2 separate regions of the Homo sapiens genome follow, and region 1 is linked to region 2. A link is a loop called in an ENCODE intact Hi-C map of the cell type or tissue named here. Cell type or tissue: psoas muscle. All regions are shown on one strand. Links, peaks and the distances in the headings refer to the core of each region. The heading gives the core; the rest is flanking DNA.

Region 1 (14,983 bases), core at 6,075-10,074, 300 kb after region 2:
CTTCACGGGGCTGGAGCATGCTCAGCTACCAGGCCAGAACCGCCGAACCAGAGCCCGGGACTTCAATGTCAAATGAGGCTCTCTTGATTTTTTTGCTTTTTTTAAAGCTATAAAAAAACAAGACACCCAGCTAAATCAGAATCTGAAAATGATTCTTCTGGAATTCAGATGTAACTGGGCATCCCAGGTTTTCTCTGGATACCCGCTCCCTCCCCGGCGCTGCTTGCCTTCCATCGGGACAATCTACAGATGGAAAAGCTTTTCAAAGCGCCTCCAGTAATAGAGCTAGAGAAACAAAGCAGAAAGTGAGCCAGCACAGATGAGGGTCTCTCCAGGGTGCGGTGTACCCGAGGCGGCGGCAGACGATCAGCAAGGCACGGCAGGGTCCCTGGGGCACGTGGCCACCCCATCCGTCCACACCCTGTGGCCACTGACCCCTTTCTCCAGCAGGCACCCCTTCACCGGCTCAAGGAGTTCCCAGCACTACTCAACTTGCCAGGAAAACAATAAAATCCAAACCTGACCAGGGAGCTATGAGTTTGGGAAGCTGAAAGCTGGCAGAAAAGGAAGGAGTGAGAATTACAGGCACAGTCGAGGCTGGATAGGGGAACAGGTAGGGGAGGCTACAGTGCCTGCTGATTTTACTAAATGCTCTTTTCCTTTTCTATGATTTTGACGACAAAGCAGTGTTTGGGACGCCGGCAACAGTCACTCACAGGTGTCCTGGGCTGCTCATTTGCTCTTTCTCCAGCTCCCCCATGCCGGGCCGCCAGTCCTGCTCTGCACCCCATCCCTTAGGGCTGGGCATGTCAGACAGTCTCCTAAAAACTGGGGGTGTTGATGGGGTTCATGTTCGGTTTCCTCCCTGTGGAGTCTATAGAATCACATTCAGAGCAGCTTTTAGGTTTTCAGTTGTTTTACTCTTAGTCTTTAAAAATTAGTCCCTTGTGCTAGGAGTGGGCACCGGTCAGTATTATATGCAACTGCAATCTGGCTCCCGACAGTGTCGTGATGAAAGCACCACCAGAGATGTGGGGGCGTGGTGGAAATCCTGTGTGTGCATAACACACACACACTTGCACATCCACTCACATCACCACACAAGGGGGTTCCAGGTAGTCTGTTCTGTTCTTTTTTTTTGAGACAGGATCTCACCCTGTCACCCAGGCTGGAGTGCAGGGGTGCGATCAGAGCTCACTGCAGCCTCGACCTCCTGGGCTCAAGCGATCCTCCTGCCTCAGCCTCCCGAGTAGCTGGGACTACAGACCTGCACCACCACACCAGGCTAATTTTTAAATTTTCTGTAGAGATGACGTCTCACCATGTTGCCCAGGCTGGTCTCGAACTACTGGGCTTAGGTGATCCTGCAGTCTGCTCTTTCAAACTCTAGCCCTGGTTATCTCATGGGCCACAGCTGAGACTGAAATTAAAACCCTTATTCTGTAAGGCATCCTTCTTCAAACACAACTGTTAGCCACAATGAAATAGAAGGTTTACTTAACCTTCTTAGAAGAAATACAATGGATGGAAAAGTTGGAAAAGTCGGTATGTGAGACTGAAGAGAGGCAATTCTCCGCAGGCCATCTGGATTTCAGAAAGAGGAGACAGAGTGGTTTCTGTACTGAGCCCCAAGGAAGTGTTCTCCATGGCCGTTTGCTTTCCATGGTCATTCTGCTGACCCTAAAGAATACAGCGCATCTGTCCTGTGTGACTCGGGCCACTGCAAAGAGGTGGCTCTAAGGGAGGCAGGAGAGCTCTGTGCCCAGGGGCCCTCCCGCAGGGAGGGAGGGCAGTGCCAGAGCCACCAGGAAGGCCTGGTGCTGTGGCTCCTTGAAAAGCTGCACCTGTCTCCTCACACTGACTCACCAAGAGCTCAGGGCATGTTACTGGAGGAATGCACGCAAACACTGAGCTCCGCCCCTTGGGGAATATATTCCAGCCTTGCCGTCTCATTGCATCTAGGAGATCTCCTGAGCTATAGTGCACCGGGTGCCAGAGACTGAGTGAGGAAGGCGGCTCTGAAGCCTCAGAGACGGCGAGCTCACTGCCAGGAAGAACTGGAGGATAACTGCAGGGAATGGCGTTTGAGCTGCCCTTGGAGGAGGAGGCGGCTTTTGATGAGGGGAGAAGGGCTGGCCCTCTGCAAGGCGGGCACAGTGCCTGGTGTAGCCCCACTAGACGGGAGCGAGGGGCATGAAGGGCAGGGGCAGGTCTGGGTGGGTCTAGGAGCAGCAGCCAGGCTACAGGTACAGTTCCCAGTGCCTGAGCCAGGACTAGCCCAAGTGCCGGGTCATTCCCCACTTGGGTGGGCTCCCCAGAAGGAGACTGGCCAGAACGGAGCTTCCTCCAATCCACCGGAGCCATGGATGGGCTTGGTGGATTCCTGGGTTACTGCTACTCCCGGTAACAACCAGTCTTGCAAAAATGCACTGACAGGAGCCCTTTGCTGAATGAGAGATGGCAGTGACTTCCAAGACCCTGGGGGCTTCTGACTTTCCTCTCCTGGGCCCCTGACAACCACACAGCAACAGGTCCCCGCTAATGGCTCTCACCCAGCACATGCCTGCGCACCCAGAGAGCCGGATTGTTTTGCCCAAGGCTCCTGGTCCACCCAGATGGTCCCAGGCGGTCCTGCTGGGAGTCCTGTCCTTGCTGTTCACACTGGTGGTGGGGTGGGAGTGGCTGGAGTCTGGGCAGTGAAGATGAGAGACCTCAGCTTCCATTTCTGGGCTCTGGACTGACTATCAGCATGACGAAGAGGCGAGCAGACAGATCAAAAGCTTACAGCAGGGGCTCTGTAAGTACCAGCCAAGCAACCTCGCCCTGAGGTCACCTTCAAAGCCTCCCTCTCGCCCCAGAATAGACCTGCAGCAGCTCGAGGAACTGGTACCTCAGAAGGAAGACTGCAGAGGCCTTCAGCCAGCTCTGCAGATGCACAGACAAGACAGGATTACAGAGAGTGCAATTTACTTCTGGGGGAGGAGGGAAGCTCAGGTGGCGTGACGAAGGCTGGATTCAATTCACCAAAACTATCAACTAAGCAGGAAGTTAGGAGGTTGGGAAAATAAAAATGTTCTCCCTGGGCCCAAGTGTGGTTTCCCAGCCTCTGGGGCTGGAAGATGGAGGGGAAGGGGCCGAAGATTACTGATCCTGGACTCACAGATATTTCTAGCCTAGGCGAATGAGATGATTTAGAGCTATAAGAAATGGCCAATCCGCCTTGCCCAACAGACACAGTGTCCGTCAGCCACCGGGCTGGGGCCACATTTGGCCAACAGGCTAACTGATGCTGTTTGCACCAGAAATCACTGAAGAGTCAAAATGCATCCGCTCCTGGCAGGAGTCTTCCAGGCCTGGGGAGGGGGTCCAGGCGGCCGTGCCCCCAGAGGGTGGCTTCCTTGAAGGCAGCAGCTGGCAGAGGCCACTCTGCTAGCAGGTGTCATCTTCCCAGTGGGAGCGTCACTTACAAAGGGTCCGGTGGCTTCACAGAGATGCCCGGGCCTGCCTGCACAGGGTTCTGAACTGGGTTCAACCATATTTTCCATTCCTGGACTTTGGGATTAACCTGTCTGTAATCTGTGAAAGAGGCTCTCCAACTCCGGAGGTGCTCGGAGGCATCAGCAGGGCGGCTCCATGGAACCCATGAGGTCAAGGTCAGGCTCTAGATTTGGGTCGTGGCCTTGCAGCCACCTTGCAGTACAAGCTTGGGCTGACTGCTCAAACTCCCAGGCTCAACCCTGTGCCCAAGACAGGCAGAAGTCTGGCCAGATGGCCTCCAGAGTATTATATGACTGGAAACAAAAGGTTCGCTTTGCACCACAGACCCGTGTCCCCAGCCCTTCGCATGTCTCTGACTCTGCATATGCCCAGGGGCAGGCCATGTTCGGGTCTTGTTCATGTTTAAATGCCCAGAGCACCTGGGCCAGGCCTCAGCCATGGCGGATGCTCAGTCAGAGCCCTGGGGTGGAGTGGGACTTGCCGGAGTTCAACATGACCTCATCTGTGTGTCACTGCACCCTGGCTTGGCCATCTGTGTGGAGAGAAGCTTGAAGGGAACTGGGAGTCCTGCCTCAAAACACCTTCCCTGTGCCTGCCACGCCTCAGAAATTCGCCAGCAGCCTCCTGGAGGTTCTTCATTTTTCAAAAGCCCGTTTTTTTGTTGCTGTTGTTGTTTTTGTTTTTTTCAAGACGGAGTCTTGCTCTGTCGCCAGGCTGGAGTGCAGTGGTGTGATCTTGGCTCACTGCAACCTCCTGGGTTGCTCACTGTAGCCTCTCGGGTTCAAGCAATTCTCCTACCTCAGCCTGAGTAGCTGGGACTATAGGTGCCCGCCACCACGCCCGGCTAATTTTTGTATTTTTGGTAGAGACGGGGTTTCACCATGTTGGCCACGATGGTCTCAATCTCGACCTCGTGATCTGCCCGCCTCAGCCTACCAAAGTGCTGGGATTACAGGCGTGCCACAGCAAAAGAGCCTGTTTAAATGCAAATGACCTGGTAGGAGTGTGCCTGGGTTTTATCACCAGGTAGGGGAGGCAGGAAGAAGTCAATGGTCTGGGGAAGACCCAGGAGGGTGGGCACCTTGGAGCCACAGAGTTGAGTGGAGGGAAGGCCTGGGGGTAGGAGGAGGCAGGACCTGCAGGGAAAGCCTCTCTCCTTCCAGCTGCCTGAACGGTGACCTCGGACCCTCTGCCGTTGCTGGCCTCTGTGGAACCTCCCACCCAGCTCTCTCTGCTGAGGTAGGGGAGCAGCAGGGCAGGGCCTAACTCTCCTAGTTCTAGAGACAGGGAGCTGGGCTGAGGGAGGCTCAACCACGTGCCACTGTCTCCTGCGAGTTCAGGCAGAGCAGGTGCCCAAATCCAAATCTGATCCGGCCACCGTGGTCCCCCGGGCCGGAAGCTCAGTGAAACCATCTGAGCTTTCACTTTCCATCCTGTGCCTTCTGCTTTGTGGAGAGTAGAACAGGGATTCTCTCCGGAGTTTGGTCCTGATGGTTCTGAGAGCACAGGAGGCTCAACACGCAATACCCGTGAGACACAACATCAAACACCAGTGACGTCACCCGTGAGCCTTTCCTCAGGCTGTGCCGGGGGCCACGCGCTTCTCCAGCCTTTCACTGCAGGGGCCTGGCAGTCCTGCCAAGTGCATTCAGGTGCCCCTCTGGCCAGAGTTAGTTTCGTTCCTTCTGCTGTCTTCCTATCAATGCCTTAAAGAGCCCACTGCGCTTAATGAAAGCTCTTCACATTCTGTGGCCTGCCTCAGTCCCCTCTGGAACTCAGCACTCCATGCAGGTGTTGGTCCTCTGTGGGTGGCACAAGTGAAGAGAAAAAGAAACAGCCCCAAGATGTGTTCTGAAGCGGCGGGATGCCTCCCTGCCTTTGCCCAGGCAGATGTAACCCTCCTCTGGGAAGGTGCCTTTTACACTGAGAGCCTCCCGTATGGTGTGATCAATTGCTTGGGATTTTTTTCTTTGCTAGAAAACAGTCTCAAAACCCACTTACAGGCTGGGCAGTGGCTCATACCTGTAATCCCAGCACTTTGGGAGGTCAAGGAAGGAGGATCGCTTGAGTCCAGGAGTTTAAGACCAGCCTGGGAAATACAGTGAGACTCCATCTCTATGAAATTTTTTGAAGAAGTAGCCAAGCATCGTGGTGCACACCTGTAGTCCTAGACACTGGGGAGGCTGAGGTGGGAGGATTGCTTGAGCCCAGGAGTTGGAGGCTACAATGAGCTATGATTGCGCCACTGCACTCCAACCTGGGTGACAGGGAAAGACCCTGTCTTTAAAAGAAAACACAAGGCTGGGCATGGTGGCTCATTCCTGTAATCCCAGCACTTTGGGAGACCAAGGTGGGTGGATCACCTGAGGTCAGGGGTTTGAGACCAGCCTGGCCAACATGATGAAATCCTGTCTCTACTGAAAATACAAAAATTAGCCAGGTATGGTGGTGCAGGCCTGTAATCCCAGCTACTTAGAAGGCTGAGGCAGAAGAATCACCTGAACTCGGGAGGCAGAGGTTGCAGTGAGCCGAGATCGTACCACTGCACTCCACCCTGGAAGACAGAAGGAGTTCTACTCCTTAGCTTTCAAACAGAACTGGATCCCATGAAAGGCAAGGATTGACTGTCCTACTAAGAATAATCAAGCCTGACAGTCTACTAAGGGAGGCATTTAAATGGGTCTATAAGCCTTGAAATTACAGCCCGTGTTTGTTTGTTTGTTTGTTTTGAGACAAGGTTTTGCTGTTGTTGCCCAGGCTGGAGTGCAATGGTGCCATCTTGGCTCACTGCAACCTCCACCTCCCGGGTTTAAGCAGTTCTCCTGCCTGAGCCTCCCGAGTAGCTGGGATTACAGGCGCCCATCACCACGCCCGGCTAATTTTTGTATTTTTAGTAGAGACAGAATTTCACCATGTTGGCCAGGCTGGTCTTGAACTCCTGACCTCAGGTGATCCACCCGCCTCAGCCTCCCAAAGTGCTGGCCCTGTGTTTGCATTTTTAAAGTAATTACTAAAAAAACAAAACAAAACAAAACAAAAAACACAAAAGGTTTACAGGTGAAACATTTTATTTGGAATGCAAATCTATATTTAAACCTAGTTTCTTTTTCTTTGTTCTGTTTGTTCTAATGCAGTAAATTACTCATAATTTTAATTATACTTCAATTGCCTGGCAGTTGACAAGCATTTATTTCTACAGGACGTTGTATTGACCACCTCCTGCTCTGGTCTTCTTGCAATTAGTTTGTTCTGTTGGGCTCTGGAGGGGGACGGCTGATGCACACACCAGCCCAGCTCCTCCAGGTGGCACTAGGCACGTCCCTGAGCTGTCCAGCAGCACCAAGGGGAGCTCGAGCCCTGCACCGTCCACTGGGGCTGACAGCAAGTGATGCCTTCACAACCATTGTTTGGAGGAGGTGACGCATCCCAGCCCTGATGCTCACTGCCTTTATAGGAAAGGAGCTTACCTAGGTAAGGTATTGGCAGGCTGCCGCCACGTCTACAAAGAAAATGTGAATTTTCTGGTAGGATTCAGCATGGTACAAAGTGCCAATGTTCTTGTGATTGACTGTGTTGGTGCAGGCTGGGAAACGAGCACTTGGGACTTTGCATTTCCATTTTGAATGTCTCTAACCTCCCACCGGAGACCCTCACGGGAGTCAGGGCTGAAGCTCGGGTCTGGGGGTCTAGCGGCCCCCAAAGACTGGAGATGTTGTGTGAGACCTGAGCTCACCTTTGTGACCTTCTGTTCTTACAAAGGAGGAACCTGGAGTCAGAGGGGCCTCTCAGGGCCACAGTCACCCGATGGCAAGTTGCGGGTGGGTCCTTCGTCACTTTTCCAGTGGCTCCCAGACAGATCAGGGGCTGTGGCTTCCCAGGGGCAGAGGTGGGGCCCAGGCTGTTTTCGTGGTTCCCACTCTGGCCCCCCTATGCTCTGGTAAACTCAGTAGGGCTGAGTGCCACAGAAGTGCTCTTCCAGTTCCACCAGGAGACACTGGGACATTCTTTCATTGCCTGGAAAGGTTCCTATCCTACCCAGAGAAGCTGGATCCCTTAGCAAGAGAAAGGCAGCCGAGACGCAGCCCCGCACACCTCCATGGACACTTGAAGGAGATGACACACTCTTCACAGAACCCAGCTTGTTAAACGCCTACTCTCCATCCCTCAGATAAGTGGCAGTAGCAAGTGATATCAGGTTGAATCACATAAATTGCCACTTTCATACCTCAAACATGGTCATATTTCATAGGATCATACAGCAAGAGGGTGAAAGCGGAGCCCCTCCCAAGCTCCCCCTGGCTGGCCCCACCCACAGCCCAGCCTGGCTCTGCTCACCGGGTTCCTCTCTGGCATCTCTAGCACTACGCACCTCAAGACCATGCCCAGGAAGGCTGCGGCTGGCGCTGCTCACTCAGCACGTCTCTCTCCCGGCCCAGCAGGCATCTCTGGCACCTCCTGTCCTAGCCTGGTCCTGGACCTCATCCTCCGTGCTGCAAAGTGAAGCCACTGTCCCTTGGAGTGGCCCTTCTGCAGGGCCCTGGGAGATGCTCTGTCTGGGACACCTACTGGTGGCCTTGGCTGTGTTTCCCAGCATCCCTTCCATTTCCCGCAGCCCCCACTTTCCACAGGACCCCTTCCTGCCTCCCCTGCACCGGCGGAGGGCATGTGGCCGGGACATCCCCTCGCCCTCCAAGGCCATGTCTAGACCACTGTTCCCCTCTTGATTTTCTCCTGACTTCCCGAACCATCATTCCCACCTGCTGCATCGGGCACCCTGCCATTGTCCTTGAGGACAGCTTCAGCCCCAAGGAAGAATCTCGTGCCCACCAGACTGCCCTCCTGACCCCAGCTCCCAGCAGGCACTCCCAGGCTGACCTGTCCTCATGCCGTACCCACCCCATGCTGGCCCCATCCCACTATGTTCCCAGCTCCCTGGCACAGCAGCCCCCATTCTGGCCTCAGGAACCTCCCTGTGGGCCAGAAACTTTGACTCTGCCCTCGTGCTTGGCCCCCTGCCTGTCCATCTGTTGTGTCTGCTGCCAGGCCAAGCTCTAGCCCTGGGGAAACTCAACATCTGTCTGCCCCGGATCCGGGCTACACAGGCCCTGGGCTGAGTCCTCCGCACAGCTCCCCGCCCCACTCTTCAGCTGGGATCTCCCTGGGGCCTGCAGCCCTTCCTTGGGCAGTTTTGTCCCTCTGTTATATTTGTCATCAATGTACTTGTCAGTAAGCATTGCCCAAAATTGAAACTAAGGGAAAGAGACGGCAGCGTGTCCTTCAATGCCTTACTGGAGCATTGCTGAGCAGGCCCAACAAGGAGTGTGTGATTATCTGGAAGAATATGCCTTCATTTAACTCACTGCACATTGGAGATTAAAGGCCTAGACTTGGCTGGGCACAGTGGCTCATGTCTGTAATCCCAGCACTTTGGGAGGCTGAGGTGGGTGGATCACCTGAGGTCAGGAGTTCAAGATCAGCCTGGTCAACATGGTGAAACCCCATCTCTACTAAAAATACAAAAGTTAGTTGGGTGTAGGGGCATGCGCCTGTAATCCCAGCTACTTGGGAGGCTGAGGCAGGAGAATCGCTTGAACACGGGAGGCAGAGGTTGCAGGGAGCCTAGATTGTGCCACTGCACTCCAGCCTGGTGACAGAGTGAGACTCTGTCCCAAAATAATAATAATAATAATAATAATAATAATAATAATAATAATAATAACAACAACAACAACCACCACCACCACCACCACCCACCCCCAGACTTTGGGAAAATATGTACAATCCGGTAGATATTTTGTCTGGTTGCAGATGACTTCTCTAGAAAAGCTAACTCCAGCGGTTGCAGTTTTACTGCCTTGTAGGGCGATAACCAATTTGTGTATACACAGAAGCCTTGCTCCAACGTCCTCGGTGAAATGCCAAGACATACCCAGTTCCTCCAACGCTCTCAGACTGGCCTCCCCATCCTGCCGGTCCCTCCTGAATAAGGGGAGTCAAGTTCATTCTCTACGTGCATCACAGTCCTGCTTCTAATGTTTTGGAAATTACACCGAGATGATAATTGACACCATTTCCCCCTCGCGTTTTTGAGTCTGAGGGTGTGTCTCCTTGGTTCTACTCTCAAACGCTTAGCTCAGGGCTCAGCTTGCAGTCCATGTCAGCCGTTGTGGCTGAATGCGCAGGGAAATGAGAACACATTTGACAAAACGCGCGTGATTCCCCGCGCTCTTACCTGCCACTGTATCAGGACAGAGGACGTGGTGTGTGGCGTCGCTGAGACAGATCCCGGGGGCTCTCCTGGAACTGAAACACACAGGAGAGGAAAGCGGGGGTCAGGGTGGTTGTTATGTTCTGCCGCCCTTCCCAGGGCCACCCTCAGTGAGTATGGGGAGGCTGGTGAGCCCTGCCTCCTTCCTTCTCCAGGGGTCCCCTTCTCCTGCCCTTCCTCGGGGCTTCCCAGAGCTTCTCCTTCAAAGCCTGTCCTCGGGATAGGAGGGAGCCAACCTTAACAATGGCCCCGAGAAACAGACCCAGACTGGGCTCTCCCTGTGGTGGACATTCCGAGAGCCACCCCTCCAGTGAGGCTGTCCTGGAGCTCTCTGGCTCGAGACCCTCCCTGCAGGGCTCAGGTCTTCTGGGAGAGCAGGGGAACTTATCTTTTTCTCTTTTTTTTAAGATACCTAGGTGAGAGCTACTTTTCCTGAATAGGACACATGATCATGCCAGGTCACTTGGTTTGAAACACTAAAAGGCTGTCAGGAAAGGAGATTGATTTCTGGTGAGGTTGCAGCTGGCTGGGACAGCAGGGTGAAGTGAAGGGGAGTCTGCCATGGTTCTGCTCTGCTCTCTGGAGGGACAAGGCTGGTTTGACCTCTGCCTATGGCCATGCCCTGCACTCTAGCCAAACTAAACTTCTTGTCATCTGCCACATCCAAGAGGTCTTCTGTGCCCCTCTTCCCTGCCTCCTCTGCTCCCTCCAAATCTGTGTGGTCCTGTCTTGGCATATTGAGCTGAACTCTTATGCCTCCCAGCTGTAAGATCCCGGGGGCCCAGCAGAAGTGTGACACGCATTCTGTATCCAGTCCATATTCACTGAACGGAATGACGATGTTCTTCCCACAGGCACACTTGTGCATCTAGCAGATGCCTCTCCACTTAGAACCCAAGATTGGGTCCCGGGGTCACCGGCTCTGTGATTTTCCTCTGGACCTGCCAGACACCCCCTCCTCAGCCCTGGCAGTGCCTGCATCAGTCACACCTCCACCTTCCCCGTTCTGTTTTAGGGATGGGTCTCCCTCCAACCCCCTTAACCTCCTGTGGTTCCAGCTTAATGGTGGGCCCTCTAGCCAGCTTCCTGACAGCCCTGGTGATACAGCGGTGCCATTACAGGGAGTTCTCAATGTCCTTGAGTTGTGAGGTTGTGCAGGGAAATAGAAATCACTATAAAAAGAAACTGTTCATCAGTAAACCGTCCACATACTCAGAGGACTCTCCCTATCTTGCCGAGGGTTCCCCAACCCCTGGAGAGAGTCTGTGCCTGTCAATCTCTAGATAGTGTAAGACAATACAACACAAATACAATGCAACTCCATTGCAAAGAGAAACTGCACATCCCAGGGAAGGCGATGACAAGATAGGTGCATCAAAGCCCAATCTGAATATCAAAGGGTAAGAAAGGCCTCTGGAGTCTGAAGAGGCCCTTCAATATTTTTTTCAAAAATGGTCCTTTTGGATGCTGCCCTGGAGGTCAAAGGAGGCTGTTGCACTTTGCTTTCACACAATCTGTCAGAGAGATTACGACAATGACATCAGCTTGTGTGGGGTTTTGTTCTTTATTCTAAGATTTAGTGCTTAGTTGCAAACATTACCTCAACTGTGTTAAAGGTAACGTTAAAATGAATGCATTTATATAGTTTTTGTTTTGTAATTTAGTTCCTGCAAAGCCTTTCCCTTGTGGTTTAGTGTGAAATTGGTCCCCACTTTAAGTAGATTAACCGGAAAGGCTTTTCCAGTTACAAGTAGCTTTTGCCTCCAGGTTTGCTAACAATAAAGTGGTGCAGTATTTGCATGTAACCTGCACACATCCTCCTGAATACTTTAAATCATTTCTAGGTGTAACCTGCACACATCCTCCCGCATACTTTAAATCATTTCTAGGTTACTCATCAGTCCTCCTACAACGTTATAATTTGTAATACTGTTACATAACAATGTTACAATGTTATAATTGTAGGAGCTCTCATGAGTAATCTAGAAATTGTACAAGGTCATAACACTCTCCAAACAAATACACAGTTGTTACACTGTATATCTTTAATTTGTATTTTTAACTTTTTTTCTGAACATTTCAATCCACAGTTGGTTGAATCTAACGATGTGGGACCCTTGGACAGTGAGCTCCTGGGGCTCAGCCCGGCTCCTCAGGGCCCAGCAGGGCTCACTAGGGCCCTGGACCACCCCATATACCCGGGACGGCTCCTCTCTTTCTCACTGGCTTTCCCCAAAGCTCCAATAAACTCCCAGGATTTGTGCTCAGAAAAGAGCTGGATGAGAGGCAGGAGCCACAGAAGCCAGCCAGTGCTTTTCCAGGGGCAAGTGTGCTTTTCCTGGGAGCACAGCTGGGGCCTGTTGGAGGCTCTTGCAGGTTCTGCTCTGCTGGGAGTGCAGGGTTTGCAGCAAAACAGCCTCTGTGAGTTGCTGAGAAGCCGGGAATGGTTTGCTCAAACCCTCTGCTGGTCCCTGAGGCCAAGGGAGGCCTATGTGGGAGAAACCACACTTCCAGGTCATCGAGAGAGCAGAAGTGGAGATGTGAGGTCACAGGGTGAGCCAGCTGGAAATTGGTTTATTGGAAAATTCTTCCACTGGAGCGTTAAATGGAAAAGACAGTGCTTTGGGGATAGGTTGCGGGAATGATGATGAAACGCTGCTGGGTGAACTAAGTACTGGGTTTCCAGCCTGGGAGCTGAGCTATTACCCACCATCCACTCTTTTCCATCCCACCCGTCCTGTGATCACCGCTGGACGCGGCTGATAGAGCTGCCTCCTGGGCTCGCCACAGGCCTGGGCCACACAGAATAACAATCCATCTTCAGGCCTGACGCCGCCGAGGTAGGACGGAGCGGCTGAAAACGCCACCTGGAGCTCTGAGGAGACCTCGCTTCCCATCACTTACCTGCGCTGTTGTCAAAGAGTGGCTCGTGAATGAGAAAAATGGGGAAAATCTCTTAAAACCCAGCTACCCGCTGACATTTATTTTTAATGACCCTATCAATTATTCAATTTCTGGGATGCTAATGGATAGTAGGGGCTTTAGAAGCCAATCAAAGAAACTTCCATTCCATTTGGAAGCCCTTGAAACCTTGATTTATGACCACAGGCTGTGCGGAAACCCTCCGAGCTGTCTGTCACTAATGGAATTCTACTGCTTTCCACCACTCCCTGGTGGCCCCTTTCTGGCTCAAGACGAAAGTGTGGCCTAAGTATCTCGGGCTCCAGGGGCAGCGGCCAGGAACGCGGTCTGGGCCCCGGGTTGCTCACCATCCTGCAGCGTGGTCACCGCCTCTGTCTCTGAACTGAAGTCACTGTCCCCAATGTCGTTGGTGGCTTTCAGGCGCAGCTTGTAGGAGGTGAAGGGCCTCAGTCTGCAATGTGGAAGAGACCGTGACTGCCGGGGCCCTGCCACCCTGTCCTGCCCTCAGGCATTCCTGGTGAAGCCCTGGGAAGAGGGGCAAATCCCTCCCCTGCCCTGAGAGCTCTGGGCTCCTGTGTGGGCCCGAGACAGCTTAGCAAGGAGGCTGTTCTTGGGTCGGACCCAATCACTTCCTAGGTGCAATGAGCAGGGGCTTGAAGGAGACCCTGGACCTGTCCTGGGAGAAGCCTTTGAACACCTGGACGGTTGAAATCCTCAGGGAGAAAGGAGCTGCACAGAGGGCAGGGAGTGCAGGGCGTCCTGGCCAGGGGGAAGATTCTGCTCAGGGCTCCTCGGGGAGGCAGTGCCAACCCCTCACTGGAGCCACCCCTGCACTCTAGTCGGCACATCACTGCTCTCCAAGGGATCCAGAGAAGTCCTCAGGAAGAGCTAATTCCCCGGGCCCTTGTGCTGATCCGAAGTATAAAATGAGTTCCTGCCTGATTCTCACGCTCCGTCCTCCTGGAGCTCTTTACTGGGCCAGACCCAGCCTTGCAGCATTCTCTAAGGTCCACTTCCTGGCCGGCTGCAGGCAGAGACCCGCCAGCCCCGCACCCCTACCATTCACTGGGGCTGACACGGTGCCAGGCGCTTGGCAAGTGCAACCCCTTTGAACTCACACGAGCTCTGGGAGAGGAGGCATCATTATTCCCATTTCAAGGATGATAAAACTGAGGCCCACTGCTACAAGACTAGTAAATGGCAATATTCACATGTCACTTTACAAAAGACCACATCCCTGTCAAGCATCCAAGTGAAAAATACCCCCAGCCCGTCGACGGAGATTTTAACGGGACTCATGTTTTCCTGAGGTGCCTTCTGCTGTTAGCACTTCGGGCCCGCTTCCATCTGCCCACCCACCTTCCTTCCTCCCTCCCTCCCCGCTCCTTGCTGCCTTCTCTCCCCTCTTCCTCCCTTCCTTCCCTCCTTCCTTCTCTCCCTTCCACCTCCCTTCCCTCCTTTTCTCTTGCCTTCCTTCCCTCCTTTTCTTCATTCCTCCCTCCCTCCCCTCATTCCTTCTCTCCCTTCTTCCTCCCTTCCCACTTTCCTTCCTTCTTCCCTTCTCTCCCTTCCACCTCCCGTCCCTCCTTCCTTTTCCCTTCCCTTTCTTCCTTCCCCTCCTTCATTCTTCCTTCCTTCCTTCCGTCCGTCCGTCCAGCTACTCCACATGCAATGGGTCTCCTGTGCCAAGCCCCATGCCATGCCTGAGACTAAGACTTCAGCCAAACTCTTCCGTGCAGACAATGCTGGGATCTTGGTGAAGCCCCAGCCGGTCAGGGACCCGCCCTGCAACCCAGTCACTGGCTGGTTCCTCTCAGATACCCTTCATTCGACTTCCGAATGAGCAAGTGAGGAAACTGCTCTGTTCTCCTCCCTGGCGGGCAGCGGCTCTTCATAGATGAGGGCTCCATCCTCCTCAGTTTCCAGACCAGAAAACTCGGGGTGCCTCAGGACTCTTAACCTCTGTTACCCATGTCTAAAAGTCTCAACTATCACTCTAAACCGAAGCCCTCATCACCTGAAAACCAGTCTTCTGTCCTCACTCCCAATGGAATCTGTAAACCAGTGGCTTTCAAATGGAGCCCTGTGGACCCCCAGGACTCTGAAGTCTCTGAAGTCCAGAGGCCCACACAGCCCCCATCAGCCAACAAGAGCTCCATGCCCATCAGGTTTATGCATTCGGCCTGGGTCATACTTGGTTTAAAGGAAGGATTCTGCTTTTTAGAAAACTGATAACCATTTTTGGAAACCATGATTAGATTCTATTCCTGCTTTCAGGTCCCCGTCCTGCTTAAG
Region 2 (14,983 bases), core at 6,235-10,234:
CTTTTGTTCACAAAGGTTCCCCTAAATGCCTGAGTCTGGCTGAGCTGAAACCCAGTGGCGTCTGCGCCAGCCATCCAGTCTCCGTCGAGCAGAACCTGTAGAGGCTACGGCCACTCAGCAGGTGGAGCTCAGCTGCTAGACCATGGCAAATCCGAGACAGCCTGTTAGGGGTGGGAACTGTGGAAAGAGACAGTGGTCGCTGGTGGAGCAGACTGGGTCACTCATGCAGATGGCTCGGCACTGACCGTGAGAGAGGAGAGGCAGGCATCCTGCAGGACAATGAGGGCTGCATTCGCCGAGTGCCTGCTGTGTGCTCTGATGAGGCCCACGGGAAGCAAGCAGCTGAGAGAGACTGTAACTCATTTTCAATTTTTCACAAATGAGGCTGCTGTGAACATGTGTGCTCTGACGTCCTATGTACGGGGGCTGGTGTAGAGTCAGAGAGGGAGAACTCTTGGATGGAAGGGTAGGAGAATTTGCTATTTTTACAGATGCTGGTAAATTGTCTTCCAAAGCAGGGTATGAGTGTTCCCATCTCCCTATGCTTTAAAAAAAATCAAGACAGGATCTTGCTCTGTCACCCAGGCTGGAGTCTAGTGGTGCGATCATAGCTCACTGCAGCCTCAACCTCCTGGGCTCAAGTGATCCTCCCACCTCAGCCTCCTGAGTAGCTGAGACTACAGGTACATGCCATCATGGCTAATTATTTTATCTTATTTTTTTGTTGTTGAGACAGGCTCTTGCTATGTTGCCCAGGCTGGTCTTGAACTCCTGGACTCAAGCAATTGTCTTGCCTTAGTCTCCCAAAGTGCTGTGACCACAGGTGTAAGCCACTGCACTTGGATCCTATGCTTTTTAACGTAGGATTTGAGAAATATTTTAACTGAAGTATACAGCATTTGAATTATGATTTTTTTTACAGCATTTGAATTATGATTTTTTTTTTTTGAGATGGAGTTTCGCACTTGTTGCTCAGGCTGGAGTGTAATGGCACAATCTTGGCTCACTGCAACCTCCGCCTCCCGGGTTCAAGTGATTCTCCTTCCTCAGCCTCCCGAGTAGCTGGGATTACAGGCATGCGCCACCATGCCCGGCTAATTTTTGTATTGTTAGTAGAGATGGGGGTTTCTCCATGTTGGTCAGGCTGGTCTTGAACTCCCGACCTCAGGTGATCCACTCGCCTGGGCTTCCCAAAGTGCTGCGATTACAGGTGTGAGCCACTGCACCTGGCCCTGACTTATGTTTTATTATACAATGTTTTTATTTAAAAACTCTAGTTTTGGCTGGGCGTGGTGGCTCACGCCTGTAATTCCAGGACTTTGGGAGGATGAGGCGGGTGGATCACCTGAGGTCAGGAGTTGAAGATCAGCCTGGCCAACATGGTGAAACCCTGTCTACTAAAAATACAAAACTTAGCCGGGTATGGTAGCACATGCCTGTAATCCCAGCTACTTGGGAGGCCGAGGCAGGAGAATCGCTTGAACCCAGGACGGGGAGGATGCAGTGAGCTGAGAAAGATCTCGCTCTGCCACACCACTGCACTCCAGCCTGGGCAACAGACCCAGATCTGTCTCGAAAACAAAAACAAAAACAAAAAAACTCCCAAAAAACAACCAATTCTAGTTTTGTCTAATACTCGATGCATTGCTTTAAAACAATTAACATATAATAATTGTACATATTTATGGGGTACATAATGATGTTGCAATACATATAATTTATAGTGCTCAGATCACAGTAATTAGCATATTCATGATTTCGAACATTTAGGATTTCTTTGTGTTGGGAGCATTCAGTATACTCCTTCTAGTGATTTGAAACCACATAATATATTATTGTTAACTGTAGCCATCCTACAATGCTATAAACACTAGAACTCATTCCTCCTATCTGACTGTAATTTTGTGTTCTTTAAGAAATCTCGGTGGGGCATAGTGGCTCTTGTCTGTAATCCCAGCACTTTAGGAGGCAGAGATGGAAGGATTGCTTGAGCCCAGAAGTTCAAGACCAGCCTGGGTAACATAGCAAGACCCTGTCTCAACATAAACTGAAAACAAAACTAGCCAGGTGCGACGGCATGCATCTGTAGTTCCAGCTACTCTGGAGGCTGAGGCAAGAGGATGGTGTGAGTTCAGGAGTTCAAGGCTGCAGGGAGCTATGATTGTGCCACCGCACTCCAGCCTGGGTGACAGAGCGAGACTCTAAGTCTTAAAAACCAAAAAACAAACCAAAAACCCAGAAATCTCTCCCTATTCCCTTGTTTTGAAGCATTGCTTTTTTTTTTTTGACAGAATTTCACTCTCATCACCCAGGCTGGAGTGCAATGGCATGATCTCCATCACTACAACCTTCACCTCCCAGGTTCAAGTGATTCTCCTGTCTCAGACTCCCAAGTAGCTGGGATTATAGGCGTGAGCTACCACGGCTGGCTAATTTTCATATTTTTTAGTAGAGACGGGATTTCACCATGTTGGCCAGGCTGGTTTCGAACTCCTGACCTCAGGTGATCTGCCCACCTCTGCCTGCCAAAGTTCTGGGATTACAGGCGTGAGCCACCCGCCCGGCCTGATGTATTGCTTTTTACTCAGAAACACTTACTGAGCACTTACTGGGTGCCAGGCACTGTCCTAGGTGCTGAACACTCAGGCGGATGCATAGGGGGACACAAAAAAGCCCTTTCCTGATGAAGCTTCCACTAGAAGTGGATGAGACAGCAGCAAAGATGCTGGGGTCTAATAACTGCACTCCCTTTCACAGGATGACAGACAGGGACAGGAGTTATGCAGAGATGTGAACTAGAGTCAGCAGTGGAGAGGGGATGCGATTTTAGGACAAGAAAAGCCTCTCCAATCTCATGACATGAGAGCAAAGATCAGAACGAAGTGATCAATATCAGAGGATCCACAGGTGCTGACTAAGTGAATTAGAGTTGCAAATAAAAATTTCTACCACAGCAGCACCTGTCTAAGACACATCACAACTGCCCCTTGTGTTCCATCACACCTGGCCCCAGCCAGCTGCTGCTGACAGAGGCGCATGCACTTGGACTGACCCCTGATACCCTCTGGACCAAACTGAAGACATTTCCCATGCCAATGAACAACGGGGCTTGTTTTAACCCCCATGCACACACCTGTGAGCTCATTCTGCTGCAACCACAACATTGGTGATCAATCCTCCATTAGCACAACCAGCAGGGCCCCCTATCCAGAATGTAAATGTTGTGTTATGCTCAGTGCATTTCTTCATGAGCTCTTCCTCCTTTGCTTGCATCTGAATAGACTCAGCTCTGTATTTTTTAAAAACAAGCTCTGGTCATTTTTCTTTATTCTTTCATAGTCTTTACTGTGCCTGATCTCACTGCATAGCAGCACCCACGCTATTCTTATCCCTTTGGTGCCTGCTACCCTGAAGTTGTGCCATGAATAATGACCAGAAATGAAAACAAACTTTCCAAAGCCTTCCAAGCAGTCCTTTTTTTTAATCACAGAGGAAGCCAGAAAAAAAATCACTTTGACATTCAGGAAGTAAGACAGAATTTACTTTCTGTAGCAGAGGAACTGTTGGGAGATTTCTGATTCCCTTTCAGCTGTCTTCGTTTCTAAGGAATGATTTTTGGTACCAACCAAGTATCCGGTGAGCTATTCTGGACCCTCGGTCAATTGGAAATGTATGAAGTTAAGAGCTGAGTCACCACTCAACAACTTTTGTTCATAATGCTGATGGTCATGGTTAATGTAATACCGTCATTCAAAGCACATATTTTGTCTTAATATTCTGTAGAATTACATTCACACAATTAGATAAACACACATTCATAAAAAATACTTTCTAGTGCCCTGTGCATTTCAAAGTAAAATCTATACAATATAAATATAACCGGGCTGGGTGTGGTGGCTCATTCCTGTAATCCCAGCACTCTAGAAAGCTGATTTGGGAAGACTGCATGAGCCCAGGAGTTCGAGGCCAGCCTAGGCAACATAGCAAGACCCCATCTCTACAAAAAAATAAGATAAAATAATTAGCCACAGTGGCATGTGCTTGCAGTCCCAGCTACTCAGGAGGCTGAGGTGGGAGGATCACTTAAGCCCAGGAGATTGAGGCTGCAGTGAGCTATGATTGGACCACTGCACTCCAGCCTAGGCAACAGAGTGAGACCCTGTCTAAATGCGCACGTGTGTTTGTGGTGTGTGCATGTGCACGAGTGTGTGTTTATATATTAATTATAGTACATTATACTAAATCATATTATAGTCTGATATGGTTTGGCTCTGTGTCCCCACTCAAATCTCATCACCAATTGTAATCCCCAGGTGTTGAGGGAGGGACCTGGTGCGAGGTGATTGGATCATAGGGGTGGTTCCCCCATGCTATTCTCATGATATTGAGTGAGTTCCATGAGATCTGATGGTTTAAAAGTGTTTGTCATTTCCCTCTCTCTCTCTCTCTGCTGCCATGTAAGATGTGCCTTGCTTCCCCTTACCCTTCTGTCATGATTGTAAGTTTCCTGAGGCCTCCCCAGCCATGTGGAACTGTGAGTCAGTTGGGCCTCCTTCCTTTATGAATTACCCAGTCTCAGGAAGTTCTTCATAGCAGTGTGAGAAGGGAGTCATACTTAGTCATAGGGTGACTTAGTGGTTTGATTATCTTGATCATTGGAGGTGTAGCTTTGGATCCGATTGAATGAGTAGAAATCCAATTTGATTGCTAAAATAGCTGGGATTTCATCCACCATAATTTTGCCTATTGATTAGGTTTAAACTGTTTCTGGAGCTTTAATGTGCATATCAGTGGAATCACATGGGGATCCTGTTAAAATGCACAATCTGACTCAAAAAGTCTTGGGTGGCACCTGGGAACCTGCATTTCTAGCCAGCTTCCAGGTGATGCAGATTGTTTTGGCTCATGGACTCCATGCCAAAGGACAGGGGCTACATCTTCCTGTGTGGTGTGCTTGGAGACTCTGGTGGGCCGAGCAGGGGTTGCAGGGCTTGAGGAATCTCTCTCAATTATTATACAATGTTTTTATTTAAAAAACTTGTCTGGGCATGGTGGCTTACACCTGTAATCCCAGGACTTTGGGAGGCCGAGGCAGGTGGGTGACTTGAGGTCGGGAGTTCGAGACCAGCCTGACCAATATGGTGAAGCCCTGTCTCTACTAAAAATACAAAATTAGCCAGGCATGGTGGCACATGCCGGTAATCCCAGCTACTTGGGAGACTGAGGCAGAAGAATCGCTTGAACCCAGCAGGTGGAGGTTGCAGTGAGCCAAGATTGCACCATTGCACTCCAGCCTGGGCAACAAGAGCGAAACTCTGTCTCAAAAAACAAAACAAAACAAACCCCCCCCAAAAAACAAAGAAAAAAAACCCCAAAAACTCTAGTTTTGTTTAATACCTGTTTTAAAAAAATCAAATTAACATATAATAATCGTACATATTTGTGGAATACATAATGATGTTGCCATACATAATAATTTATAGTGATCAGATCAAAGCAATTACCATATTTATTCATAATCTCAAACATTTATGATTTGAGGGCCTGGAAGCGACTGGAGTTTCCAGACTGGTCCTCTCCAGCCAAGAGCAGCCTCACATCTTGACACCAGTGGTTCCATTTTTGTGTGTGTGTGCTGTAATGAAGTCAGCAGCACCTTTGACTTTTAGACCCTAAACCATCAGTATCTGTTGGAAGTTTTTAAATTTCAAGGGACAGAAAAACACAATTCAGAACGACTTTGATGAAAAAGAAATTTATTGGTTCACGTAATTGCAAAGTCCAGGAATAGACCTGGCTTTCGGCATTCAGAGGATGTCACCTGGAGAGATGGGGTCTCACTCTGTTGCCTGGGCTGGAGTGCAGTGGTGCAATCACAGCTCATTGCAGCCTTGAATGCTTTGGCTCAAACAATCCTCCTGCCTCAGCCTCCCAAGTAGCTGGGACTGCAAGCACGTAATAGCACATGTGGCTAACTTTTAAGTTTTTTGTAGGGACAAGGTCTCGCCATGTTGCCCAGGCTGGTCTCGAACTCCTGGGCTCAGGCGATCCTCTTGTCTCAGCCTTCCAAAGCATTGGGATTACAGACGTGAGCCACATGTGCCTAGATTCTATATTATTTTAGCTCCACTTGCCTCCAAGAGGAGGCTGGTTTCCTTATATTCTCACATTCTTAGACTCCTATTCCTGTTCATTCACTGTGATCAGCTTTCAGTGAACTTATTCAACACAAATACTACTACTGACTAATATTGCTACTGAGCTCTGGTTGGAATGGAATGCCTGACCCATGGAGGCCTGATCCTGATTTCTCTCCCTAGTTTAGGTGGTAGGTCAAGGAGCCTGAGATGGCTGGGGCACCTCTCAAGGTCACGGTTGCTGGGTCCCACCCTCAGGGTTTCTGATTCAGCAGGCTTGGGTAGGAACCAAGAACTTGCATTTCTAACAAGCTCCTGGGTGATGCTGAAGCTGCCAGTCTGAGAGCCATGCTTGAGGACCCCCCTCCCTCCAACCATCCTATTTTCTTTTCTTTTTCTTTTTCTTTCTTTTCTTTTTCTTTTTTTTTCTTTTTTTTTTTTTTTTTTAGCTGGAGTCTCACTCAGTTGCCCAGGCGGGAGTGCAGTGGCGTAATCTCGACTCACTGCAACCTCCGCCTCCCAGACTCAAGTGATTCTCCTGGCTCAGCCTCCTGAATAGCTGGAATTACAGGTGTGCATCACTACACGTGCATATATATATTTTTTTTTTGTATTTTAATAGAGATGGGGTTTCCCCATGTTGGCCAAGTTGGTCTTGAACTCCTGACTTCAAGTGATCCACCTGCCTCGGCCTCCCAAAGTGCTGGGATTACAGGCGTGAACCATTGCACCCGGCCCAACCATCCTATTTTCAAGCCTCCCTCTTTTTTGGTACTCATCTCTAGGTCTCACCATGGACTGCCTTGTGTTAGTGATGAGACTGCTCTGTGTTCCTCTCATCTCAGCCATGTTCAAGCCCCTGAGAGCTACGGATGCCCGTTCTCATTCAGAACACAATAGACACGAAAATTGCCAATGAGCTTCTAGATTTGGAGAGAAAAAGCTAAAAGCCTCTGTTAGTTGCTAACCCTGCAGAAGTCCTCTTTAACCCACAACTTGCCTCCTTTCAACATTCCTAATAGGGTACCCATTTATCCGCATACCTCACCACTGTCCCCCACAAAACACAGCCTCATTTACAACTCTATAAAGGAAAATTTCATACGCTTTCCCTAGAGATTTAAAGCAAGGAGTCATTAGCGTAAATGCTGTTCCCACTCAGCAATTTGAAGGAAATCTAAATGCTCTTCCTCAGATGGTGCCAATTACAACAGCCGGTGGAGGTGACCTCCTGCCTGCCCCACGCTGTGGCGGCAATCACCGTGTATCTTCTCAAATCGAGGCAAAGTGGACTCTATTCTTCCCTCAGCTTGTAAGCACTCTCCTTGTGTGCCTGGCACAATTCTCTCTGTGCCTCTGCCCTGTGCTCTTTTCCGTTCTGGCTACAAGATGACTAAGAGAGATGAAAACTATGCAAGCATACAGCCAATCTCTGCTTGTGTCATTTATGCTGGACATCCTTTTGGCCAAAGCCAATACCCAACATCAGCACAGCAGGAAAGTAGATTCTGCCTCTGTAAGACTACACAGCAAGCATGCATGCTAGACAAACAAGAATTCAATCTACCAGACCCTGCACCCACCTCTGCTGGGGAAGAGTTTTTCCTCTCCGAAGAATCTTCAAAGGAAAAAAGAACTGGGCCAACAAAACATCACATCAGCCTTTATTTGCTCAAAAGGAATGTGTAGGCTGGGCGTGGTGGCTCACACCTACAATCCCAGCACTTTGGGAGGCTGAGGCAGTTGGATCACCTGAGGTCAGGAGTTCAAGACCAGCCTGGCCAACATGGTGAAACCCATCTCTACTAAAAATACAAAAAAAATTAGCTGAGCATGGTGGTGGGTGTCTGTAATCCCAGACTCGGGAGGCAGGAGAATTGCTTGAACCCAGGAGGCGGAGGTTGCAGTGAGCCGAGATTGCACCACTGCACTCCAGCCTGGGTGACAGAGCGAGACTCCATCTGAAACAAAAAACAAACAAACAAACAAAAAACAAAAAAAGAAAGAAAAAAAGGAAGGTGCAGTTTACCACTTCAGGCCAGACTGGCTTTTCCCTTGGGCAGCATAGATGATTATGTAGAAGTGTCTTGGAGGGCTGTCTTGTCTGAAATCCTACAGTTCATTTCCTGGGGTTCAGTAATGTTCCCACATGATACTCTTTCTAATAATACAAATTTCATTTCCTTTCATTCCATTCACAATACCTCCGTGTGAAGAAGCCAGGGACTGCATGAAGACACTGAATGGCTCAGTAGGAGAAGTGGTGAATGAGATTTGCTGAAATGCAGGGTGTGGTAAATTGAATTCTTGTTTGTCTAACATGCATGCTTGCTGTGTAGTCTTACGGAGGCAGAATCTATTTTCCTGCTGTACTGATGTGGGGCATTGGCTTTGGCCAAAAGGATGTGAGCACAGATGACACAAGCAGAGATTTGCTGTATGCTTGCACAGTTGGACAGGCACTCTTGCCCTTCCGTTATTTACATGAGAAGAGCTTCCCCTGAATAGCTTCTGGCCCTTGAACATGGACCCCATAATGAGTACACATGGTGCAGACTGAGATCCAAATCATAGAGGTGGAAGGGGTGGGGCCGACCAGACTCGTAGCTTGAAGAAGCAAAGACTCCCAGATGAGCCCAGTTTAGTTCAAAAAACACATGCTATTTTTCTTTACCACCGAATTCTTTTTGATCTGTTTGTTACACAGCAATAGCTGACTGACACAGAGGTCAAAGATGCTGGTGAGAAAGTTGAGATTGCCAAATAAGACTTTATTACCTTCTCAAAGTTGCCTAGACAATCTCTGCTCCCATATCAGAAATCACAGATCCATGCACGGCTTTACCAAAAACCTGATTCATTTTTGTCTCCTTCATGATGATTTGCAGGATAATGATGTCATTAAGAAGCTTTTAAAACTTTCACATTAGCCAAAGGATGGGATCAGAAGAAACACTTTGGCAGGATTTCAAAACCGAAGGGGAGTTGTGAGAGGTGGGTTCATTTATAATAAAAACAAATGACTTGAAGGTTTTAGTTTTCAATTATTAACATTCTAGTGCCAAAGGCCCAGCCATGCAATTTAGTTCTTAGCTATTTTTGCTAATATCTCCTCAATGCTTGACGTCTAAATACCCAGTCAATCAACAGCCATTACAGAGTTATTACACGCAGTGTTGCGTATGGAGCTGGGGAGAGAATATAAGAAGAAAAAATGCTCCCTATTCTTTGAGAATTTATAACTTAGAGTAAACACAAGCCATACATAGATCAATTATTCATTTAAATGTTGAAAGAATTTTATCAATGGACTTTTAATAACTTTTAATTTTTATACATTATTATAATGTGTGTTTCTTTCAAGTAACTTACAAAATATACAAAAGCACAAAGAAAAAATGGATTGCCAATAATCCTAACATTCAGACAGGCACTGTTAACACTGTGATGAATAATTTTCAAACATTTTTTAAGGTAAGCATATTTTTGTACACACGTTTCTTTTTAAAAGCAATGTTGTTTTTGGCAATGGCTATCTTCCATGTTAATAATTATTGATCTGTAGCATAATTTTAATGGCTGTAAAGTATTCCCCTGCATAGGTATGCCATTATTTGTTTCATCAATCTCCTACCAATAGTCATCTAGGTTATTTTCTGAGTTTTCTCTATTATAAAAAGCAATGCTGTTAACATCCTCATACATTCATCTGCATCCAATGGTCCCCTTCTGGTCTTAGGACAAGCTCCTATGAGTGAAATTTTTAGGTTAAGTGTGTGGTATTTCTAGAAAGCATTTGATCCATGTGGGTAAACTGACTTCCAAAGTTTCCGTTTTAAATGTCTTCTCTAAAAAAAAATTATTTTGAGTAGATAGTCATGTCTCAATTGAAACATGTCATGAGGTCGGGCATTGTGGCTCATGCCTGTAATCCCAGCACTGTGGGAGGCCAAGGAGGGTGGATCACCTGAGGTCAGGAGTTTGAGACCAGCCTGGCCAATGTGGAGAAACCCTGTCTCTACTAAAAATACAAAAATTAGCTGAGCGTGGTGGCGGGTGCTTGTAGTCCCAGCTACTTGGGAGGCTGAGGCAGGAGAATCGCTTGAACCCAGGAGGCAGAGGTTGCAGTGAGCCGAGAGCGCACCACTGCCCTCCAGCCTGGGTGACAGAGTGAGGCTCTGTCTCAAAACAGAGAAAAAAAAAAAAAAAGAAACATGTCATGAGTTTGAGTCTGTCTCTTGAAGTCAAAGGCTATTTTCTCAAGTTGATAAGTTGGTTTGAAAAGCCTGATGTACGTGCAACTCAATTAAAAACTTTGAATTTTGCTCCTTTTTTTTTTTTTTTGAGATGGAGTTTCGCTCGTGTTGCCCAGGCTGGAGTGCAATGGCGTGATCTTGGCTCACTGCAATCTCCTCCTCCCGGGTTCAAGTGATTCTCCTGCCTCAGCCTCCCGAGTAGCTGGGACTACAGGCACCCGCCACTATGTCCAGGTACTTTTTTCTCCTGTTTTTAGTAGAGATGGGGTTTTACTATGTTGGCCAGACTGGTCTGGAACTCCTGACCTCAGGCGATCCACCCGCCTTGGCCTCCCAAAGTGCTGGGATTACAGGCGTGAGCCACTGCGCCCGGCTCAAGTTTTGCTCCTTTCTACTTAATGTCCGTAAGTCCCTTCTTTCTCTGTAGTTCACCGGAAGATCAGGTATACATGTGCAGAAAAGAAAATGGGACAGAAGGTGTGACGGCATTGCTCCTGAGACTTTGAGTCTAACTCATTCTGCTTGCCTTGTGTTTCTCCTCCCGGCTCGCCATCCTCACAGCCGTGACTACTTTCAACCAACCAGGCACTCATCTCCATCACCGGACACTTCCAAACGGCTCCAGTGTTTCCATGGATCTGAAAACTGCCTTCAGGTGGGACCAGTACTGCCTCACTCACCAGATGCCCCCCTGCTCCCTGATGGTTAAGGCTGGGTGCTTCACCCACGCGCTGACCTTGGTTTGCTTCTCTGGGCAGACAAGTTTTGCTCTAAATCAATGATCTTCTGATTTAGCGGAAAAGGATATTGCACGCAAGGAAGGAGCTCATAAAGGAACTTAAATGTGGACGTACAAGTTTTGCTCTAAATTGAGGATCTTCTGATTTAGCAGAAAAGGATATTGCACGCGAGGAAGGAGCTCACAACGTAACTGAAATGTGGAGTCTCTTTCACAGAGTGGTGTAGAACTAACAGACCCAGGAAGGGGCACTTCCTGCCCTGATGGGGTGGCTTTTCACTGGGTTTCTTTCTACCAAGTTCTTCTTTTCCCCCACGCTCTTTCAGTTTCTGGTCCCCAAGTTCTGTGTCTGACCTTATGGAGAGTTAAAAAGCAACGAAAACCAAGGCCAAATATAGCAAAAGAAAAGAAGGAAAGAGAACTGAGGGCGCCTGCATTCTCTACATTTCCGGAGATACCCAGATTCCTTGGGTTCTTTTACGTGGAATTTGCTCTTTCCCCATCTGATTTCTCTGACTTCATCTAGGGAACCACAAGATGGGCAGGGGCTGAAGTGGGCCCCTCCCTTAAATCCAAGCCACGTCTGCAGAAGTCAGTGATTTTACAGCTTTCTCTGGAGGAGGAGGGGGGTGCTATTATCCTAACTACTCTTTCCACCTCTGTCTCTTGTTTTAAAAGGTACATCTAAAGCAGAGGGCACGCAAAGGTCGAAAACAAAAGGATGGAGAAAAATATCTGGCCGTAATAATATACTACCCAAAAGACTGTGGTACTTAGGTAAATATTAGACGAAATGGACTTTAAGACAAAAAGCATTAGAAGGCATAGAGTTGGTCTCTGCATAATGGTAATAGGTTCTATTCAGCAAGAAGATACAGCCATTCTATACAGGGATACACTGGGTAAAATATCCCTAGACAGATGAAGCTACAAATGGACAGAACTGCAGGGGAAATTGATAAATAGACCCTTACAATTCTTTCAGTTATTGATAAGCCAATCAGGTGATCAATGAGCAAAGATATGGGAGATCCGCACAAGCCACAACCTTGACCCACATGGAATTCTGCCTTCAGTGCTAGATACACAGAGAGCCCTGACCACCTGCAGACACTAATTGTGTGGTTGCTAGGCCACACAGCAGCCTCCATAAATCTTACAGAACAGGTTTCATACAGCTTTTGTTCTCTGATTACATGGCTATGAAGTTAGAAGCTTCTTGCTCTGCCACCCAGGCTGGAGTGCAGTGGTGCAAATCATAGCTGACTGCGGCCTTGACCTACTGGGCTCAAGTGATCCTCCTGCCCCAGCCTCCCAAATAGCAAGGACCATTGGTGCATGCCACTATGCCTGGATAATTTTTTTTTTTTTTAAGAGATGAAGTCTTGTTATATTGCCCAGGCTGGTCTCAAACTCCTGGCCTCAAGTGATCCTCTTGCTTCGGCCTCCCAGAGTGCTGGGATTATAGGTGTGAGCCACTGGTACCTGGCCAAGTTAAAAGTTAATACAAAAAGGTCAATTTTTAAATGCTCACAAGTTGGGAATTTAAAAACACACTGCTAAATAACTTGTGGATGAGCAAAGAAATCTTAATGCAAGTTGAAAAAGAGTCAAAAGGCGTGAAGTGGGCGGCCTTTCAAACTGGACCCTTCGTCCTTTTAAGGTCGCCATATGAATCTTTGACAATGACCTTGCTTTTTGAGCAAAAACAAAATGTCCCAGGCTTATCACATGCCCTTTGGTCTCAGATGTTGGGTCAGCTGTTTCTACAAGGAATGTTGGTTCCTGTTAGAGGAGGCTGATATTTAGATATCAAAATACAGGTGCAAAGGTGCTCGCTGTCCCTGTAATGTGCACCTAGGACACCCTGGCTTGTCCTTGCTTCTACATCTTTTCAGTAGACACATGCATCTTTTTTTTTTTTCTTTCTTTCTGAGACGGAGTCTCACTCTGTCACCCAGGCTGGAGTGCAAAGGTGCGATCTCAGCTCGCTGCAACCTCTGCCTCCCAGGTTTAAGTGATTCTCCTGCCTCAGCCTCCCAAGTAGCTGGGATTACACGCGCTTGCCACTGCGCCTGGCTAATTTTTGTATTTTTAGTAGAGATGGGGTTTCACCATCTTGGCCAGGCTGGTCTCAAACTCCTGACCTCGTGATTCACCCACCTTGGCATCCCAAAGGGCTGGGATTACAGGCGTGAGCCACTGCGCCTGGCCAGACACATGCATCTTATGAAAATCACAAGTTCATTCTGAGAATTCAAGTGTCACTATTCAGTATTTCATATTTTTATGTTACTATTGAACATTTAAATTTAAAGTCATTTAAATATTAGTTTAATTTAAAAAATCTATTTATTTAACTTAAATGTTTAAAATTTAATATTCAAAAACAAAATCCAGCAAATAAAAACTTTCTAAATTTTACAGTTGTATTTCCTTCCTTTTATAGTGAAAATCTTGTTTCACCTATGATCTACCTTGGCTTGTTTCAAAATAATAATATCAATATTACTTAACACTAGAGCAAAACAAATGTGGCTGCAGTTTTATTTTATTTTAGTGCTCAAAATATGACCCACTAAGAAAGTATGCTCAAAGTCTCATATTCTAAAATTGTGTGGAATATTTCTTAATAATTCTTTTCTTTGTGTGCTTATGCTATCAATTTTATGCACAATTAGGCCCCTTCATTTCAGTTTGGTGCAAATTTTTAGGGATTTACTTATACTGTTTTGTTTATTTATTTTTTCTCTTTTTTTTCCTTCCTTCTTTCCTTCCTTCCTTCCTTCCTTTCTCCCTCCCTCCCTCCCCCACCCCTTCATTCTTTCCTTCTTTCTTTCTTTTTCTTCTTTCTTGAGTTTTGCGCTGTCACCCAGGCTGGAGTGCAGTGGCACAATGATCTTGGCTCGCTGCAGCCCTGACCTCCTGGGCTTAAGTGCTCCTCCTGCCTCAGCCTCCCGAGTAGCTGGGACTACAGCCATGTACCACCACACCCGGCTAACCTTTTACATTTTTTAGTAGAGATGACGTGTTGCTGTGTTGCCCAGGCTGGTCTCGAACTCCTGGACTCAAGTGATCCTCCCACGTTAGCCTCCTAAAGTGCTGGGATTACAGGCATGAGTCATGGAGACTGCCTGTCTTATTTTGTTTTGATTTAATTTTGTTTTTAAAGAAAGCTATTTTAAGTAATTACGTGGTTCCAATAGCAAAATCATGTAACACAGAATATTCAAGGAAGTTGGAATTCCATCTCTGTTCCCTCCACCCATTCCTCCCTGGCCCCATAGGTAACCAGCTGTAATTAGTTGCTGGTTTGAAAAACAGAGGGGGTGTGTGTGTGTGTGTGTGTGTGTGTGTGTGTGTGTGTGTATGTGTGTGTTGAAAGAATGAGAGAGAGAGTGAATCCCTCCCTTTTAAACTCGAAGTCTAACATACTGTGTGAGTCAGGAAAGGCTGTGCTTTCACATAGATTTGATTTGGTAACAGCCCCAAATCTGAGGTGCTTAATCTAACAAAAGGTCATCTCTCACTCACATGGCTTCTCCACCGAGGGTCCGCAGGAGGCATCTCTGCAAGGTCAGAGGCCCCTGCCTACTGCCTTGCCCTCCCGCAGTTGTGCGGGCTGGAGCGCACACCCACGCACTTCCCATGATGGGGAAATGAAAACAGCTGAGACTGTTGGCAGCCTTTGCCAGTTTCCTGAGCCAACACCAACTCTTCCCTCCTCATGCTATTATTGTTAAGTCTCTAATTTTTTGTATTAAGTCTCTCCGAGCTGGAAATGTTAAATCGGTCTCTATTTTCCTGAGCAAACTCTGATGATACAGGTGGAGTCTGGCTCTTATTTTCCC

The links. Peaks named below come from ENCODE experiments on the same cell type or tissue, not always from the same donor. Only the 100,000 strongest peaks of a DNase experiment are listed, where the experiment ranks them.
Region 1: it touches region 2 in a loop (2.4-fold over the local background); 1 of 110 quality-filtered maps calls a loop at or near these places.

What each region holds. Positions count from the first base shown.
Region 1 is chr7:4,156,604-4,171,586 of GRCh38, reverse strand. SDK1 (sidekick cell adhesion molecule 1) reads right to left here. Exons shown (of 45, transcript NM_152744.4): 31 at 13,036-13,139; 32 at 9,731-9,801. Among named protein-coding and RNA genes, the nearest start is that of FOXK1, 520 kb to the left of the region's middle. RefSeq lists an enhancer at 2,139-2,639. In psoas muscle, for the core only: no CTCF peak of the experiment used is centred there; a DNase peak (open chromatin) is centred at 8,516.
Region 2 is chr7:4,458,104-4,473,086 of GRCh38, reverse strand. The region is part of intron 1 of LOC124901579 (a long non-coding RNA gene); the gene reads right to left. Among named protein-coding and RNA genes, the nearest start is that of FOXK1, 220 kb to the left of the region's middle. In psoas muscle, for the core only: no CTCF peak of the experiment used is centred there; no DNase peak of the experiment used is centred there.